Linked DNA regions of Homo sapiens: region 2 is linked to region 1. The links are chromatin loops, found by intact Hi-C in ENCODE. Cell type or tissue: PC-3. All regions are shown on one strand. Each heading gives the region's core, and the rest is flanking DNA. Links, peaks and the distances in the headings are about the cores only. Region 1 overlaps DIS3L2 (DIS3 like 3'-5' exoribonuclease 2). Region 2 overlaps DIS3L2 (DIS3 like 3'-5' exoribonuclease 2).

What was found. Hi-C counts contacts between places; a loop is a spot of excess contacts. Peaks named below come from ENCODE experiments on the same cell type or tissue, not always from the same donor. Only the 100,000 strongest peaks of a DNase experiment are listed, where the experiment ranks them.
Region 2: a loop joins it to region 1, with 3 times the contacts of the local background. A loop is called at or near these places in 3 of 110 quality-filtered maps.

What each region holds. Positions count from the first base shown.
Region 1 is chr2:232,300,074-232,302,883 of GRCh38, reverse strand. DIS3L2 (DIS3 like 3'-5' exoribonuclease 2) reads right to left here. Exons shown (of 21, transcript NM_152383.5): 14 at 2,765-2,810. Among named protein-coding and RNA genes, the nearest start is that of ALPP, 77 kb to the left of the region's middle. In PC-3, for the core only: a CTCF peak has its summit at 1,815; a DNase peak (open chromatin) is centred at 1,643; H3K27ac peaks cover 1,715 bases.
Region 2 is chr2:232,236,676-232,239,485 of GRCh38, reverse strand. DIS3L2 (DIS3 like 3'-5' exoribonuclease 2) reads right to left here. Exons shown (of 21, transcript NM_152383.5): 11 at 841-953. Among named protein-coding and RNA genes, the nearest start is that of MIR562, 65 kb to the right of the region's middle. In PC-3, for the core only: no CTCF peak of the experiment used is centred there; a DNase peak (open chromatin) is centred at 1,135; H3K27ac peaks cover 1,818 bases.

The DNA.
Region 1 (2,810 bases), core at 264-2,763:
ATAGATGAAGAAACTAGAGGCTCAGGCCGGGCGTGGTGGCTCACGACTATAATCCCAGCACTTTGGGGGGCCAAGGCAGGTGGATCACCTAGATCAGGAATTCAAGACCAGCCTCGCCAATATGGTGAAACCCCATCTCTACTAAAAATACAAAATTTAGCTAGGTGTGGTGGCAGGCACCTGTAATCCCAGCTATTCGGGAGGCTGAGGCAGGAGAATCACTTGAACCCAGGAGGCGGAGGGTGCAGTGAGCTGAGATCATGCAATTGCACTCCAGGCTGGGTGACAAAAGCAAGACTATCTCAAAAAATAGAAAAAAAAAAAAAAGAAGAAGAAGAAAATAAATGAAACTAGAGGCTCAGAGAGGTTAGGAAAGTTGTCTAAAGATTGAGAATGAACCCTAAGACTGACTCTAATACAAGCAAGAGAGAACCAGAGAAAGCAGTCACCAAAGCATTTGATCACCATACTTTTTTCTTTTCCTTTTTTTTTTAATTATTATACTTTAAGTTCTAGGGTACATGTGCACAACATGCAGGTTTGTTACATATGTATACATGTGCCATGTTGATGTGCTGCACCCATTAACTCATCATTTACTTTAGGTATATCTCCTAATGCTATCCCTCCCCACTCCCCCCACTCCACTACAGGCCCCGGTGTATGATGTTCCCCTTCCTGTGTCCAAGTGTTCTCATTGTTCAGTTCCCACCTATGAGTGAGAACATGCTGATCACCATACTTTTCTAGATCATGGCTCCTATCTGATTTCCTACACAAGTATTTTCTTTTAGAGGTCTTTGGGGGCCAAAACTTATTCATATTTATAAACCCTAAGTTATCTTCTTACATTGCTTGGTCTGATAATATGCTAGGAGCTATGGATCAACCAAGACACAGAGCTAGGCTGGGCATGATGACTCACACCTGTAATCTCAGCACTTTGGAAGGCTGAGGCAAGAGGATGGCTTGAGCTCAGGAGTTCAAGACCAGCCTAGGGAACATCATGAGACACTGTTTCTATTAAAAAAAAAAAAAAAAAAAAAAAGAGCTAGGCTATTTTCTCTTCTCACAGTCAAAGACAACATAAGTTGTTGCCACCAGATATGTGAACAGCTAAGACATAAACTTAAAGGACAGAGAGCTGGTGTCCTTCTCCCATTGAATAAATACTCTTCAACCTTTTCCCAAAGAGCAGAGAGTCCAGCAAGAATTGTTAAAGGATGTCTGGTCAATCCTTCCTATGATTAATTAGGGGTACACACCAGTTACTATGGCATTCTCCTAAAGATAAATTACAAACAGTCATCATGTCTTGAAGGTAATCCCAGTGGAGATGTGGTAACGAGGGCACCCGGTAGCCTCTCTTCTACCCTAAACAGCACCAGAGGTCTTGAGGAAGGCCCAGGTTTCTCTTCTGGAAGGTCATAGACAGTAGACAGTTCTACTGGCATGTGCCTATTTGTTTCCTTCCACTGAATAAAATTAAACAGCCTGGATATTTAGACAATGAGACCAGAGTACATTCTCCTTAAGTCCAGGATGGGACTGCTCTTGTCATTGACTGGGGTTTCTAAGTAAAAATACGGGTCACTTGTTTTCCTTCTATTCTCTCCCCAGAGTAAACATGATAATGTTGACTCTGCTTCTCACAGCCGTGGTGAGTCACCCTGAGTGAATTACTTTAGTTCCCTAGACCTTAGCTTCTGCAAATATGACAATAATAAAATAACACACCGGGGTTGTTATGAAGATTAAATGAGATAACAAATGTAAAGTCCCCAGTACTGTGCCTAACACATAGGAGGTGCTCAATGGTAGCCGCTGTCATTACCATCATTGTCATCATCGGGGCACAGTTCCTGTGCCTCATTCACCACCACTTTCACTGTCTCACAAACGAAAATACACAGTCAAGGAGGCAGTCTGTGGCTGGGTGTGGTGGCTCATACCTGTAATCCCAGCACTTTGGGAGGCTGAGGTGGGAGAATCGCTTGAGCTCAGGAGTTCAAGACCAACCAGGGCAACATAGGGAGACCCTGTCTGTACTAAAAATTTAGAAAATTAGCTGGGCATGGTGGTGTGCACCTGTAGTACCAGGTACTCGGGAAACAGGTGGGAGGATCACTTGAGCCCGGGAGTTTTGGGCTGCAGTGAGCCACGATTCTATCACTGCACTCTAGCCCAGGTGACAGAGCAAGACCCTGTCTCAAAAAAAAAAAAAAAAAAAAGGAGCAGTCTATGATGTGGAAAGGAGGTGCTATGAAAGTATGCAAGGTGCCACCTTTCCAACAAGGGCACCAATTTAAATCTCTGTAAGTACCCGGAAATCTCCCAACCATTAATATAAAATTTACAAGGTAGATAATCACAACAAAACCCATAAACCTAAGTATAGGCAGATAGTGACTGAGAACTACAACAAAGCCAAAGTCACACAGTGAACCAAACAAGCAGGCACATGACTGGAGACCAAGAGTGGGGAGGGTCTGGGGGACATCTGCAGCCTTGAAAGAAGGTCTGCTTCAGCATCTACTTCTAACACACCACAACTGCTCCTCTGCAAGTGCTCCAAGTTCTATACTTAGGGGCAAAGAGATCTTACAAGAGGACTATTTCTGTGCCAGCTATTTTCTAGTATAGTAGTAAAAGGTGTATTCCCTTCCTGACAACCACTTAGCAATGGAAGCTCAGTGTCAGAAAGCCCACAGGCACCACTGCTGCACACATGTGAAGTGACACTCTTTCCCACTGAGTGGCTTACTTGTTGCTCTCGCGGTACTCATAGATATGACATCCTTGAGGCAATC
Region 2 (2,810 bases), core at 90-2,589, 63 kb after region 1:
CAGAGGATCAGAGAAGGGAAAGAAGAGAAAGAAACCTGGCAGAATTCATGAACCACAGTGTGGAGGGCAGAACTTACTCATGCTTGGTCTCTTATTAACCCCTTTCTCTGAGGCCTACTGCAGTGACCATCAGATAATTGGTGCTCAATATATATGTGTTAAAGGAATGGATTCTCATGGTTACCTATTGAATGTGCCAGGTCCAAGTACACAGAATGGAAGGGATGTTTTGAGATGAATCTGTCCAGTCCCTTCATTTCACAGATGAGTCTAGGGAGGTCTGTAGACACTTAGTAACTAACCAAGAGTGGTGCAGTCAGGATGAGAGGGAAAAGCTCAGGCTCCTCCTTATCTCCCTTCGCTTTTCCATCTCGGAGACTCCCATAGCTATCTTGTAATGGGCAGGTCAGGACCAGATTGGCTCCCACCTTTTAGAACAGGGGTTGAAAACATTTCCTTAAAGGGCTTACAGTAATAGGAAATCGTCATGCCACTCTGCTGAAGTAGTGTGAAAGCAGCCACAATACATGAACAAATGCATGTGCCTGAGTTCCAATAAAACCTTACAAAAACTAGTCGCTAGTGTGGGCTGAGTTTGCCGAGCCCTGCTTTAGAACAATCGTTTGAAAGCAGGTATTTTGCCTCCTTTCTTTCTGAAGCTGAGTATCTGTCAGTTACTTATATAGCAGGGCCACTCTGGGATGAGGCCTCAGATGAACACCTGTGTCTTCCTTTGGCTTCTCTTTCCGGAGAACATGTAATAACAGAGAGCACACACTCTTCCAGGGAAACAAACAAATAAACAAAGCAAGAAAAAAGAAACTAGAGATGGATTTTTACCTTTTGAACCAAGTAGACGCTTGTAGCCCTCTCGGCAGCCACTTTATCCAGATCAGATCCCTCCGGAACAAAGTAACTCACGTCAGCAATGTGAACTCCCACTTTGAAGTTGCCTGTAAATGCACGAGAAGGACTATCAGGCTGGCGTGGAAGGCCACAGCATTCTCTCCCAGGAGTCCTTTCCTAGAATGTATGTCACTCCCAGAGGCCACAGGACCTGCAGTTAGGTGACACATCTAGTCTTGCTTGCTTCCTTCCTTGGCCACCTCCCTCTGTGACCCGCACTACTGTCACTTTCCTCATTGTATAGCAAAAGATGATGAAATTGTTCTTGTGAATAAACAAGATTAACCACTTTCCCAAGATGTTTCCCATTTCTAAAGGCTTCTTATCTTTGAGTAAACATAAGAAGATATGGCTCATTCTGGGTGATGAACAAATCCTTTTAGGTCACTAGAAGTGAATTAATCCCCAAATCCTACAGATGAAGCCTCTGAAAGCTCTGCCCTTCCTTCCCATTCCCTCTGGCCATTGCCCTATTTAGCCCACACCTGGCTGCCCTACCTCGCCTCTGTGCCCCCCTCACCTGGCCCTCCACACTTTGCTGTGATCTTTCTAAATGTGGGTCTGGGAAAGGTACTCTTAGCCTGTTATTCATGTCCTTACAGGGTCACACCCCAAGCAACCTCAGCCCCATCCTTCACATGCTCTGTATGTAGCTGTCATGGGAAACCTCTTTCCATTTCCTGAACAGATCTTCCCTCAAGCCATTTAGATGTTGGCTTGGCTCATACTTTTTCCTATGCTTGGGATAGTCTTAACAGGATCTGCCTATCAAAATCTTCCTTACTTTATTTGGGTCAACTGAAAGAGAATCCCCAAACAAGAAGAGGTTCCTCTACCCCCCTCCCACCATTTCCTCCACCTGTCTGTCTCCTCCAACTCCCCACCACCCCGCCCCCAACCATTTCCTCCATCTGCACTGTAAAGCACGTACTCCACACCTGTTGAGGCTTACCGTGGTCTTTCTTCAGAGCTCTCATCACTACCAGATATCACGGCATATCTCTATCGGCTTGTGTGTTTGTTATCTGTCTCTCTCCCTACCATGTAAGCTCCAGCAAATAAGGCCTTTTGTGTAATGTTCACTGTTACCCAAGGCCTGGAAGAGTACCTGGCACATAATAGGTCCTCAAGAAGTACTTGTTGAATGAATGAATCAACAGTCGGTCTGTCTTTTCCCTCTGGTAAAGGACCCACTTTCTTTTTCCTTTTAGAACTGCTCCTTCCCTTCCTGGTGGAGCTGTCTTTTAATAGGCCCTGCCCTCCCTACCAGGTTTACCAGAGAGTTGGTCAGGTGACCAAGGCTGTTAGAACTGTACCTTAAATGAGGGAGGGTAGTTAGGTTATAAACTTAAGATTTATTCTTGAACATACTGTAAATCACCTATCAAATATAGTGTATGTGAAAATAAAAATATACACATACATACAAGAGTATATACATACGTACATACATATACATGTATGTGTGTATGAAAATACAGAAAATGAACCAATTACAAAAAAAGAGTATACATGTAAAATAAGTATATAGGCTGGGCACGGTGGCTCATGCCTGTAATCCCAGCACTTTGGGAGGTCAAGGCTGGCGGATCACTTGAGGCCAGGAGTTTGAGACCAGCCTGGCCAACATGGCAAAACCCCATCTCTACTAAAAATAAAAATTAGCCAGGTGTGGTGGCACACACCTGTAGTCCCAGCTACTCAGGGGGCTGAGGCAGGAGAACTGCTTGAACCTTGGAGGCAGAGGTTGTAGTGAGCTGAGATTGTGCCACTGCACTTCAGCCTGGGCAACAGAGCAAGGCTTTGTCTCGAAAAAATAAAATAATAAAATAAAATAAGTATACAGTTTAAAGATATACAATGGGCAGAGAGAAGCACATGGAAGATACAAGCATAGTGCTGAA